3 separate regions of the Homo sapiens genome follow, and all the other regions are linked to region 1. A link is a contact called in ENCODE Hi-C or POLR2A ChIA-PET data. All regions are on one chromosome and are shown on one strand. The core of a region is the stretch at or near the end of the contact, and the rest is flanking DNA. Distances in the headings are between cores, read along the strand shown. Region 1 holds the start of CHTF8 (chromosome transmission fidelity factor 8). Region 2 holds the start of NFAT5 (nuclear factor of activated T cells 5). Region 3 overlaps CDH1 (cadherin 1).

Region 1 (4,276 bases), core at 738-3,237:
GAGCTCAGTAAATCATCCCTTTCCACATTTCCTAAACCCACCTCTCAGGGAAGGCAATTCTCTGAATTGCCTTCCCTGAAGGCAATTCAATGAAGGTTCTATGCCTGTGTTTCGGTTTATCATATTTATTTTACAGGTTGGAAACTGTACACTTATCTTTCTCCCACTGGTCTTTGAGCTCCGTAAAGTTAGGGCCTCTGACATTTGTCTTAGTGCCCAGTATTTGCCACTCATTCACCGAGAAACATTTACAGAATGCCTAAATTCCAGGTACCAGGCTGCTGGGCACTGAATTCACTCATTTGCCCATCTACTCATTTATATCACAGCACCCAGTACATAACAGTCATTCAACATGAACTAAGATGTTGCACCCGAAGAAAATCACTAGTCAGTGCCCTTGGAGGGGAGAAGAAAAAGGACTAATAGACCTCTGCATACACCCAAAGGACATTTTACCTAATTTTAAATCTCCTTTACTCCCAAATGTAGACATGTAGGTCTACATTCTCTCAGACAGATGAACTTTGGAATCCATCTTCCCACATCACCAAAAAGTTTCTGATATTAAAACGTGTTATCATTTTTTCTGAATTGACAATGAAACAGTACTGATACTCCCTGCAGGAAATTTTGCTTACCAAAGCTGCAATGGTGTTGAGACTGATATACCAACAATTTCCCTTCCTGTGTCCAAAAGATCCAGCAAACCTCAGTTTCCAATGACAGGCAGTGAGATGTCACATTTCTAGGTAGGACCCTTCTAATCAACATTACACAGATTGAAACTGAGCTTCTCTTATCAGTTAGGAGATCTCAGAAGTTTGGTAGTTCTAAGCAACTTCAGAGGGGCTAGGAAGTCACTCAATCAGTTTGATTATAAAAGACATACAAGCTTCTTGAACTTCAGAAGAAATTAACATCAAAACACCATATCAGACTCCCAAATGACTTACTTTCTCCTGAAAGTAGTTTGCTGACAAGTTATAAATTTCCACAGTGCCATCTGTTCGTGAAACAGCCAATCTGTTTGACTGGTTATTGTAAGCCACACAGCGGATTCCTGATGGAACATAATTAAAGAAACGTACTCGATGGACCTTAAATTCACCCATTCCTAGGGGGCGAAAAGAGAGTCATTATTGCTATATGTTAACTGCAGTATGTCACATATAGTATTCAGTTCCTTAATATCACTGTTCTGGCTGGAAGGCTCCAACAACATCTCCCTGAAGTTCATTTCCAAATGGCTGCTAACAATGCCCCCCACAAGAATTACTCAATCTTCAAAAGCTCAGAATGGCTTGAATAATAAGGAGGCTTCAGCAAAAAATCAAAAAGGGTCCTACTCCATAGCTCCAGAGTTCCTATCTCGGGGCGCCTAGGAATCCGCATTTTAGCAAGCATCTCTCCTCAACTCTATTGCTAAGTTTGCAAACAACAGACCTAAACTGAGGTAGTGACAGTGAGGCTGATGGGGCAGGCAGAACCGAGCTCCTCTTGAGGAAGAAACGACAGGGTTTGACTTAATCTGGCTGCCTGGTCTGACGTCTGTCACTTACCCTACCCCGTCCCCCCGACGCCCGCCAACATATATACTGGCCGAGAGTAGAGACCAGGTCTTGTTCGCCCCTCACTGGCCTAGCTTCAAGGTTAGGAACCCGCAGACAGAGCAAGCGCGTTCGGTCGGGCCGGGGCGTCTGAGGCGCGCGCGGTCTTCGCCTCCCCTTCCCTCTCCCCGAGTCTACAGAGTAGCCCCCACCCCGCCTCGGGACAAGGAGACCCTCGGGACAAGGAGCTCAGCCGGACGCCGACCCTGGGCCGGCCACCTTGTAAGACCCCCCCAGCTCTCGCAGCCGCTTCCCACGCCCCTTCCCCAACTCACCAGCGGCCCCACGCTCCCCTTCCCGGTGCTCGCCTCTCTCCGCCCCGGCCCCACGTGCGCGCGCGCTCTCAGGCTCTGCCCCGGAAGTGCTCCTGGCGCATAGTCGGAAGTGCGCAGGCAGTGCTCGCGGCGGCGGCGACGGCGGCGGGAGGTTCGGTTGTCGCCCGTTGGCCGCGCGGCGCCGCGCTCGGCGGCCGCCATTGCAGGTCAGGCCGCGGGCGGGGGGCACGGGAGGCTGCGGGGAGCGAGGGCCGAGCCGGGATTGGGGGCGAGGGCGCGAGGGAGCGGGAAGCTAGGGAGCCGGGGCCGGGCGGGGCGCGCGGCTCGGAGAGAAGAATGGCGAGCCGAGGGGCGGGGAGCGCGGGCGGGGGAGGGGTGGCCGGGAAGGGGGAGGGCGGCGGGAGGGCGGCGCGGAGGTGGGGGCAAGCCCGGAGGGGCCTCCGGGGTGGGAGGGCCAGGAGTGTGGGGGAAGGGAGCGGTGTGGAGACGGAAGGCGGAGGGAAGGAAGGGAGCGAGCGGGGCGGAGCGGGAGAAGGGCGGAAAGGGTGGCCGAGCGCGGGCGGAGGACGGAGAAGGGGGCGGCGAGGGCCGGAATCTCGAGGTACGTGCGGGAAGGGGCTCTTCCCGGGGTTGGGAGGGAGCCCAGCCCGCTATGCTTGCGGGAGCGGAGTAGAACTGGAACCTAGGAAGTAGCGGGAAGAGCAGAAAGGGGAGTTCGGGGTGGGGGTTAGGACCGTGAGGTTTTGTTCCAGGTAACATTTGTAATCGTGGAGGGGGGAGGCTTCTGGGAGAGGTAATTGGAAGGGTGGTTGGAGAGTCATTCCAGGTTCTTTTGTGGGAGGGAAGCCGAGAGACGAGTGGGGTGGGGTCCTGGAGGAGTGGAGTACTTGAGAACCGGGAACAATTTGGAGAACGAGGGTGGTAGAGAAAGGACGTTTAAAGAGTAATCTTTGGGAAGAGGGTGAACGGTTTGGAAGACCACTCCAGTGGGTGGTGTGGAGGAAGGCGGTTTAAAGAATAGTTTCCCTGGGAGGCAGGAAAAGGGGTTAAAACAGCTTGTAATTTGGAGGGGGGTGGAGAAGAGGGGGGAAGCGGATTGAGAAGTCCCAGAAAGTGGGTGGGACTAGAAATAGGAAGTGTTTGTAGCTCTAGCAGAAAGGGTGGGAGGGGGCCGAGAGGGAGTGGGTGGAGAAGATGGGGGTGGGTGGGAGGAAGAGCACAGAGGGAGACTCTACGCCGGGCTAGAAAGGAAAGGGTTTGGGGGAGTACAGGGGGCCGTACCATTAAGAGGAGGACAGGCTAAGATGGGGCTGCAGAGTAGCAGAAGATGGAGAAAACTGCAGTAACTCAGATCGACTGAAGCCATCTTTTCCACCCATTGCTACAAATACCAGTAATTGATTCCCTCCAACGTGGGAATCCTAAAATGTGATGGGAAGTATCACGTGTATGCATAGCATCCACACACGTTTTTGAACACACTTCACTAATGTAAAGTTTGGAAGCATTCAATTCCACCAACCCTCCATAAGCCCCTTTTTGGAGGGGAGCAAGATTCTCATTTGGAAACAGGATTTTAGACTTAGTAACATAAGCCTTTCAAGAGACAAGATCCCCTTCAAAAGTATAGACCTGTCCCCTTCAGTTACAAAACCACGATAACACTACAAATAAAAATAATCTGTATTCGGTTGTATGTAAAACGTTCTGAGTTGTTCACTTGGTAGAAAGGCACATAGAGACATAGTCATCATATTTAGAGAAATTACCTTCCAGAACTTAATCCCTGAAGCAGTTTGGTGAACCACAACTGCCATGTTTGAATTCTACTGTTATGAAAACTTGATTTTATTCTGATGACCTGCTGCTTTCGTAGAATGCTTTAGTCCGTTATAAACATTAATATGCTAACACAGTGTAGTATTAAGACATTCTATTTGATGAATACTAAGAAAATGCCACCTTTCTCTGGGAAATCGATAGCTTGACCCTGAAGGCTTACCATGTGTCAGACAATGTGCTAAAAGCTTTACATTCATTACTCGTTCTTGCAACAGCCTTTCAAAATAGGTGTTTATGCCCAGTGTATTGTTAGGAAAACACGTGAGGTTAAACTACCCACTGTCACATATGGGATAGGTGGCAAAATCACAGAATCCAGGTCTGTATGACAAGTGAGTGCTTCACTATATTCGTAAACAAAGTATCCACCCTGGGATCAAAAAACAAAAGCTCAATAAATGCCAACTGTTGGCCTAGCAAAAAATAGAAAATTGTGAATATTTACACTCTGAAATAATTGATTTCACCCCAGTTTAGAAAAGAATGTTTAAGGGTTGAGAATTTAAAGGCTTGGTTTCCTGTTTGAAAAAAAAACAAAATTTCTAAAAC
Region 2 (4,276 bases), core at 515-3,014, 430 kb before region 1:
CCTACAGGATGGTGGCTGCCAACTAAAGTCATTGGAGCAACAGACAGTGGCTACAATTACTAAGTAGGACTCTGTGTACAAAATCAATGGTCAGTCTGTAAAGTCCAGCACCTTTCAGAGTAAACCATCTCACTCTGATTCACTTAAACAATTTAGATACACTAGTAGGAAGGTGAAGTCCCTTTTTTGGAGGGGGTGGAATAAGCAAATGGATGGATACATCAAACCAAAAGCAGAAGAAACACCTACATTTTTTTTTACACGGTGAAATGAATAGTTAACAACCCAGTTATGTCTTTTGCCCCCTCCCGGTGGTTTAAAAAGCGTAAAGAGCGCAGTGGGAATATTTTGGTTTTGAAGCCCCTTGCACAGGGAACCTGTTCTGACACATTCTTGTGGTGTCCAGTAAAGGAATTTCACCTGAGTAGGGATCAGCTCCAGTGCTAATATTTCAGATGCTGGGAATCCCCTGCAGGCCTTAGCCAAAAGAGTTCTTAAATGAAAAGTCTCTGCCTGAGCTCCCTCCCTGCAACCAGCCCTTGAACGGAAAAGCAGAGAAAATTCTCAAAGGACAGCGTCTGTGCCTGGGCTGGTCCTCCTGGGAGAGGAGAGGAATAAAACCAATCCAGAGAGGGCACCCCCATCTTTGTAAAGGAGAAGGGAGAAGTAATTAGAATGCCACGGAGGTGGGAAGAGAAAAAAAAAGAAAAGAAAATTCGGGCCCTTTCCATCGGGCCCTTTCCAGCAAGAAGATGACGAGGAAAGGAAGAACGCCTGGTCGAGGGGGGCTGTCCCAACATGGGGAGGGAGTGGACTAGGCCGGAGGGAGAGGGGGTGGAACGACGGCGCAAAAACAAGCTGGAAAGGGAGGAAAATGGTGACCCTGCACTCAGAACCGGCTCCAGGCCACGCCGCCCGCTTGGGGGCAACTTTGCTGGGGAGGAGGGTCCCGGTAAGAGAAGACGCGGCGCCCCGATCGCGGTGGCCCCAGCGCGGGGCCCAGTCTGGGGCCATCCCCGAGCCCGGGAGGCCGGGGCCGGCGGCTCGCGGAGCCTGGCGGGGCCGGACGGGCTGAGAGCGGCTAGAAGCGACCGGTGCCGCAGAGCCCCGGGGGCCGACGGAATCTGGGCCCCGAGCGGCCGGCGGCTCCGCGGGGGAGGGGCCGCCACTGCTCCGCCCGCCCCCTCCACCGTCACCCCGATCCCTTCGGCCTCTGCCCGCTCCGGCCAAAGAAGCCATGGGGGTCGCGGCTCAGCCGCCCCCGGCGGGACGGGGACCCCTCGCCTCCCCTGGCCCTGTCTCCCTGTCTCCCTGTCTCCCCGCCCCCACGCCCCACCCCCCACAGCCTGACTCACCTCGCGAGTAGAGGGACTTGGGCGATTCCAGGTCTAGGTCCGCGCTGAGCAATGAGATGAAGTCCGAGGGCATCGCAGCTCGACCCAGCCCGGCCCGAGGGCAGCGGGAGGGGGGGAGCGGCGGTGGCGGCGGCACCTCCTCTCCGGGACCGCGGGCACCGAACCGGGGGCGGCGACGCGAGGGCGGCTGCCGCTGCCTCCTCCTCGAGGGTAGTGACTTCCACTGGGCCGAGGACCGAGGAAACGATGGCGAGGTGGAGGGGGAACTCCACGGGGACTGATTCTCGGTGACCAGGAGAGGGGTTCAGGACGGGGAAGGGGAAGGGGGAGAGCCAAAGGGTCCGTTTCGTGTTTCTCCTCAGCGAAAACTGACGGTCGCCGCCACCGCCGCCGCCGCTGACAGGAATCTGAGCCCCGCCCCCGTGGGGCACAGCGCAGGCGCGGAGGGGGGTGCCCGGGAGCGCGGAAGAGCCGTGGCGGCCCCCGGAGGGCGGGGAGGCGCGCCAGGGAACAGCAGCAACATGGGCCTCGCTTCCTGCCGGCGCGGCCCGGGCTGCTGCTGTTCCTGAGCCGGGAAAGGGCCCCGCTGCCAGGGTGGGAGGGGGGGAGGCTGGGAGGTGGCCGCGCGCTGGGGCCCCGGGGAGGGAAAAGGTATTTGCAACGACCTGGTGGCGGCGAGCCTGAGGCGGCCGGCCCCGAGCAGAGCTGAGCGCAGGAGACAGAGCCGAGAGAAGCGAGAGGTCTGCGCGAGCCGGGGACGGACCCCAGAGGCCGGCGGCGGACGGGCCTGGCTGGCCCGGGGTCTCGCAGGGGACCGGAGTGTCATCGCCCGGACAGCCGCCAACCCTTTGGGGTTTGCATAGCAGTGTGTACAAAGGGACTGTCAAACCCATTTCTTAATTAGGAAATGGCAAACCGTATCCCAAAAACCTCGAGTTATTGATTTTTAATTAAAGTACTTTCTCCCCTAACACTCCCCTCCTACCTTTGGAGGCTGAAATTTTTTTTAAAAAAAACGATCTCTCTGATTGTGCTGGGGCATCCGGGTTATTCGGAGTGGGACATAGAAGACAATTAAAAAATTGGATCATGTGAATCCACCTGGCTGTTCTAGAGGAAAAACAGGTAAAAAGCAAACCTCAACGCTACTCTTCCAAACAGTTTTTCTTTTTTCTGTTTCTTTTTTTTTCCTTTTGGACTAGGCAAAGATGGAGGAAGAACGCATTTAACTGAGTTTTTGCTCTTGCTTTTCTGTTCGTGGAGCCAAAAGTTTCCGTTGCAAAAATTTAAAATCCTCACCCACACCGCAGAGCGTTTTCTGATTCTAATAGACTTCTGAGAAATTTTTAATCAAGTTATTGAAATATTACCTGGAGTGCAGGGTGTGCATCTTGGGAAGTAATTTTAATCTTGTGTGGAATATTGATGCCAGTAGCCACGTGGGCATGGTTTTTAAGCTATTCGAATGGTTTCGTTTTTTATCTACAAGGATAGTTACAACTCATGAAAATCAGTCTGTTGTAATATGTGTATGTGTATATATATGCACACATATATATACATACATATATACACACATATATACATATATATATAATTATAGAGACTTTTTCCCATGAAATTGAGCAGTTCTCGGGACTTGGAGTGCTAGGGTTGGGGTAAGAAGCTCTCAGCAAAGGAGGGCCCAGTACAGATGTCGCTGAGGCAAGGCCCTTTACAAAGTTTTACCTGTAGACCTAGAATTTAAACGTGTGTCATCAGAGCTCACCTATCTTTCATCTCAACATTTGATTCAGGTTGCCCAGTTGTCTTCACTGAATTGTGTGTAGTAATCAATCCTGTGAACATTTTTCTTTTGTCGGAGGTTCAGAAAGCTTTTCAGAGCCACCCCAAGATGGCAAAGCAGAACAAGAAACTGCCCTCAAATTGCCATCTCTGCTGTATGGTGTCGTGACAAGTCCCAAGGGAAGTCCCTTCATAACTGATAAGAGCCCCACTCATTTGAGAGAGAAAGATTGAAACCTCACATTGCCCAACAGGCCAAGGCCTACTGAAATCCTATAGCTTCTGAATTGGAGTAAACACACCTCTTGGAGACCCCCCATACGCCACCCATTAGTCAGTATACAGGGTAGCAGAGAGGAAATGCGATTCACCACCCGATACTAAGAAAGTTGACTGAATCACTCTGAGCAGATCCCTTTTCCCCAGACCGATGTAATCACTTAACAAACTTAGGGTATAGGAAATCCCCAGTACGGTTCTGACCCTAATTAACTAGTCAAGAACTGGCAAGGCCTCTTCCTTTTTCTGTGAATCCTTCTCTGCCCTTTTGTGACCTTTTTATTCCCCGTTGAGGCTTTGTTGTATATGTTAATCAGATTTCCCCTGATTAGGTAAGAGCAAAGTGAAGAGAGGCCCACCAAAGTGTGGCTTGACCTAAACTGCGAATTCCCTGAGAGGGATTCTGTGGGCTCAGGCCTCACTTACCTCATTAGGTCCTGCATTAAGCACGGATTATATCTAAATAGGTATTTGAAAAATCAGTGTCCACTCCCACCCCCTGCACCTGTCTTCTTACAGAGATATATTCTCTTTTTTGTTTGTTTTTTTAAGATGGAATTTCACTCTTGTTGTCCAGGCTGGAGTGCAGCAGTGCAATCTCGGCTCACTGCAACCTCTGCCTCCCTGGTTCAAGTGATTCTTCTGCTTCAGCCTCCTGAGTAGCTGGGGTTACAGGCGCCCACCACCATGCCCGGCTAATTTTTTGTATTTTTAGTAGAGATGGGGTTTCACCATGTTGGCCAGGCTGGTGTCGAACTCCTGACCTCAGGTGATCCACCCGCCTTGGCCTCCCAAAGTGCTGGGATTACAGGCATGAGCCACGGCACCTGGCCTATATTCTTTTCTTTTCTTTTTTT
Region 3 (4,276 bases), core at 591-3,090, 370 kb after region 1:
AATACAGGCGTGATCCACCATGCCCGGCCTGTGTTTTTGTTTTGTTTTGTTTTTGTTTCTGAGAGGAGCAAAATGTGATTGAAAGTTTTAGGAATCTGGCTTCCTCCTCTCCATTATAATGCACTCCCTCACTGCAAAAGTCCCCAAAAGATGGACATAAGTCACCTCCACTGGGGGTTATGGGGTAACCCTGCAGCCTAATCCTCCCACAGCAAAGAGCCCCTCATCAAACTACTCACTGAGTGGCAACTACATGCCAGGCTTAATGCTGGGGGCTGCGAATACTTCCCAAGTACCCAGCCTGGTGGGGGAGCATAAAGGAACCCAGGGGATCCCAACTGGCAAAGGGAAGGAGTAGGACGTATCCCGACACAGGCCTTGGGGATGAGGATCAGAGAAGGCTTCCTAGAGGTAGCAACAACGAAGATGGCCCTGAGAGAGAAATGAGCCAGGCAAGGAACACTGGGAGGTGTCCCCAGTGGAGGGGTCAGAATATGCCAGAGCCAGCAGCGCCATTGGAAATGGGAGTCCATGGCCCCACCCTGGGCCAAATGGAGCAGAAGCCCAGGGGAGGCCCAGACCTCTGTGCTCAGCTCAGAACCTGAGCAGGCAGGCCAGTGCCCATGCTACTAACCATCAGGCTCCACTGCCCAGAATGGAGAGGGGAGGCAGAACTGGCAGGAGGAGGCAGCCGGTGGATCTGGGCTAAAGGACCAGAGGAGTCCCAAGTGAAAGACAAAGTCCTGGTGATGGGTACAAGGCCCTCCACATGCTGCCACCCCCTCTGCCCTTCTGCCAGCCCCTGCCCCTTGATCACTGACCTTGCCCTTCTGCTCAGTGTCAGGGGTGTGTCTTTGCTGTTCCCTCCATCTAGAACGCCCTCCCCTCCGTCTAGAACACCCTTCCCTACCTAGTCACATGGCCTGATCCTTCACCTCTCTTGGGTCTTTGCTCAAATGTCCCCCTTCAGTGAGGCCTTCTCAGATCACCCTAGTACTTCCCAGCAATGCTCCATTCCGATTCATCTTTCCTACACACCTGTCTCCACTCAGTGCTCTAAATATTTTGCACATTGATTATGTTTATTGCCTGCTCCCTGCAATACCTGAGAATACAAATTCCATGATGGGGGACATTCATATGTGTCTGGGTCTCTGTGTCCGCCATTCACAACAGTGCTTGGCGCATAACAGCCCCTCCATCATTACTGAACAAACGAATGGAGGATAGACACATGGATGGGTAGGATGGGTGAGATGGGCACCTAGAAGCAAGCTTGAGGAGAAGGGGATTTGGGATAAACATGTGGGGGCAGGGGAGAGGGTATGGGATAGCCCAGCGGGGCTGCCCCAAGCCTGATGTATCAGCCTAGACCACTCAGGCCTCTCCAAGGGCTGCCCCAGGCAGCGGGAGGGCAGAGGACCTGCTGTCCGGGTTCTCCAAGTTCTCCCAGCTTGCTAGCCTTCAGGCCAAAAGGGCCTCACCCAACCAGCCACACTATTGTCCTTCTGCAGTCCTGCCAGGCTCTGTTGAGCCCTGTCTGCCTCAAAGGCCCTGTAGGAAGAACCAACGAGGGAGTTTTCTCACAGCCCCTACCCTCCTGTGTGACTCGAGGACCGGAAGTTCAGTTTCACTTGACCTATCTGAGTCACCATCCAAATATACCATCTGTCATATTCCTGTCTCCCAGTCTCTGCACAGGAGGTCCCGCCCCCACCTCTCTAGGCTTGGGGCATCCCCCTCTCAGCCAACAACAGAGGCTGAGAGTCTCCCCGTATTCCTGTTCACATACCACCCCACATCCCAGACTCCCCCTGGCCTCCCCACTCTGGGGAAGCTCCACCAGCTGACCCAGCCCACACAGTCCCACCCCACCTGAATTCTAAATGAGCCCATTGTCTGACGACTTGGCATCCCAGTGTTTTCTATCACCCCTGGGTCAGCTCCAAACTCCTGGAAACAAGGCTGGTAACTGACACAGAGCACACAGAAGGCACTCACACACTGTGCGGAAGAGAACTAAACCTCAAGGTGTGTGTGGTGGTCTGTGATATTATTAATAAAGACACCTTGCCCAGATTAAAGAGAAAGAATGGGGGAGAAACATTCTCCAAGGCCTGTTATAAAGGAGGGGCAAAATTCTCCAAGGCCTGTTATAAAGGAGGGGCAGGAGACGGTTATACTTTACAAGACAATTCACATTCCCATCTTTGGAAAACTAGAATTTAAAATACTTTAGAAGGGCTGGGCGTGGTGGCTCATGCCTGTAATCCCAGTGCTTTGGGAGGCTGAGTGGGGGAGGATCATGGGGTCAGGAGATTGAGACCATCCTGGCTAACACGGTGAAACCCCGTCTCTACTAAAAATGCAAAAAAAAAAAAAAAAAAAATTAGCTGGGCGTGGTGTTGGGCACCTATAGTCCCAGCTACTCAGGAGGCTGAGGCAGGAGAATGGCATGAACCCGGGAGGCAGAGCTTGCAGTGAGCTGAGAGCGCACCATTGCACTCTAGCCTGGGGGACAAGAGCAAGATTTCATCTCAAAAAAAAAAAATTAAAAAAAAAAAAAAAATATATATATATGGAATACTTTACAAGACAGTTCACATTTCCATCTGTGGAAAACTAGAATTTTAAAAACTCAGCCGGGCACGGTGGAAAAGGGGATTTTAGGGGCTGCATGGGTGGACCTTGGCATGAGGCTCCTTTCTAGGCCAAAGTGATGGATCTAGAATGGAAACATTCTTAGAAATAGAGCCGCTGAGCACAGGAAGGATAAAAGCCAGCCAGGGCGGTACACACTTTTCCTTCCCAGCTCCCCTAGCTGTAGAAGCTTCTGTTTATGATTTGGAAATGGAATTGTCAGGCCCGGCGTGGTGGCTCACGCCTATAATCTATAATCCTAGCACTTTGGGAGGCCAAGGCAGATCACCTGAGGTGAGGAGTTTGACACCAGCCTGGCCAAAATGGTGAAACCTTGTCTCCATTAAAAAATACAAAAATTATCTGGGCATGGTGGTACGCGCCTGTAATCCCAGCTACTTGGGAGGCTGAGGCAGGAGAATCGCTTGAACTCGGGAGGCGGAGGTTGCAGTGAGCCAAGATCGCACCATTGCACTCCAGCCCAGGCAACAGAGCAAAATTCCATCTCAACCAAAAAAAAAAAAAAAAGAAAGAAAAGAAAATGGAATTGCCATAGTACCTAACTCTAAAGTTGATGCAAGGATTAAAAAAACAAGATCATACATGAACAGTTGAGTACTCAATCAATAAATGAATGCAACGACTATTGTGGTCATTGTATAACAATACTATTATTATTGGTAGAGATGGGGGTCTTGCTATGTTGCCCAGGCTGGTCTTGAACTCTTGGGCTCAAGCGATTCTCCTGCCTTGGCCTCCCAAAGTGTTGGGATAACAGGCATGAGCCACTGTGCCCCCTGTAATCCCACCACTTGTCGGAGGCTGAGGCAGGAGGATTGCCCGAGCCGAGGAGTTTGAGACCAACCTGGGCAACACAGTGAGACCTTGTATTTTTCAAAATAAATTAATTAAATGTAATTAGCTGGGCACGGTGGCTCACACCTGTAATCCCAACACTTTGAGAGGGCTAGAGGGGCAGATCATCTGAGGTCAGGAGTTTGAGACCAGCCTGACCAACATGGTGAAACCCCATCTCTCTAAAAATAGAAAAAATTAGCCAGGCATGGTGGCAGGCGCCTATAATCCCAGCTACTCAGAAGGCTGAGGCAGGAGAATTGCTTGAACCCGGGAGGCGGAAGTTGCAGTGAGCCGAGATGGCACCAGTCTGGGCAACAGAGCAAGACTCCATCTCAAAAAAAAAAAAAATTGCACTCAAATGGATGTTGGGTCAAAGGAGCGTCTTATTCTTTAGGAGGTCAAGAGCAAAGTGATAAGGGGGTATCACTCTTCCTCATACTCAATCCTCTGTGGCTCCTTTGACACTTACACTACCCGCCCCCCGCCCCATGCTTTTTCACTCCCTTGACACAAGTCTAAAGCAGAAACATCTAATGAGAAAAACTAATTTGTTTTTTTAGAGATCGATTCTTGAGACATTGACCAGGTTGGAGAGCAGTAACTATTCACGGGCACAATCAGCATGCACTGCAGCCTCGAAACTCCCAGGCTCAAGTGATCCTCCTGCCTCAACCTCCCAAGTAGCTAGGACTACAGATGTGTACCACGGAGCCCAGCCAATAAAAACTAAATGAAGAGTGGTTGCTACGTACCAGGCACTGGAAGCACTTCGCACATG

What was found. A loop is a pair of places that touch in the nucleus more often than their neighbours do. ChIA-PET counts read pairs that join two places held with the same protein, here RNA polymerase II (POLR2A). Pooled maps may share reads with other maps.
Region 2: a loop to region 1 is called in a map of gastrocnemius medialis, with 22 times the contacts of the local background. The contact joins the promoter of NFAT5 here to the promoter of CHTF8 in region 1. A Hi-C loop is called at or near these places in 4 of 168 maps with a recorded cell type or tissue (CD8-positive, alpha-beta T cell, gastrocnemius medialis and naive thymus-derived CD4-positive, alpha-beta T cell) and 12 of 50 pooled maps. POLR2A ChIA-PET finds 5 or more read pairs at or near these places in 3 of 52 experiments (Panc1, T-cell and activated naive CD8-positive, alpha-beta T cell).
Region 3: a map with no recorded cell type shows a loop between it and region 1 (5-fold over the local background). The contact joins the enhancer-like site here to the promoter of CHTF8 in region 1. A Hi-C loop is called at or near these places in 6 of 37 single-sample maps with no recorded cell type and 8 of 50 pooled maps. POLR2A ChIA-PET finds 5 or more read pairs at or near these places in 4 of 52 experiments (activated B cell, activated CD8-positive, alpha-beta memory T cell, activated T-cell and 1 more).

Annotation. Positions count from the first base shown.
Region 1 is chr16:69,130,299-69,134,574 of GRCh38, reverse strand. It overlaps CHTF8 (chromosome transmission fidelity factor 8), which reads left to right and starts at 1,987. Exons shown (of 4, transcript NM_001039690.5): 1 at 1,987-2,091. DERPC (DERPC proline and glycine rich nuclear protein) reads left to right here and starts at 1,987. Exons shown (of 3, transcript NM_001002847.4): 1 at 1,987-2,091. It overlaps UTP4 (UTP4 small subunit processome component), which reads right to left and starts at 1,926. Exons shown (of 17, transcript NM_032830.3): 1 at 1,886-1,926; 2 at 957-1,117. The coding sequence starts at 1,115. RefSeq lists silencers at 1,878-2,237, 2,258-2,407.
Region 2 is chr16:69,563,454-69,567,729 of GRCh38, reverse strand. NFAT5 (nuclear factor of activated T cells 5) reads right to left here and starts at 1,764. Exons shown (of 15, transcript NM_138713.4): 1 at 1,356-1,764. The coding sequence starts at 1,428. MIR1538 (microRNA 1538) reads left to right here and starts at 1,862; the gene lies at 1,862-1,922. RefSeq lists silencers at 969-1,278, 1,299-1,568, 1,863-2,039, 1,759-2,138 and enhancers at 3,258-3,397, 2,800-3,696.
Region 3 is chr16:68,758,380-68,762,655 of GRCh38, reverse strand. All of the region lies in intron 2 of CDH1 (cadherin 1), which reads right to left. Among named protein-coding and RNA genes, the nearest start is that of CDH1, 23 kb to the right of the region's middle. RefSeq lists enhancers at 1,600-1,649, 1,660-1,709, 1,740-1,899, 3,775-3,919 and a cis regulatory region at 3,847. Within about 2 kb of position 1,840, at least 7 of the 41 ENCODE cell types and tissues checked have a DNase peak (open chromatin) inside an H3K27ac peak, as active enhancers do.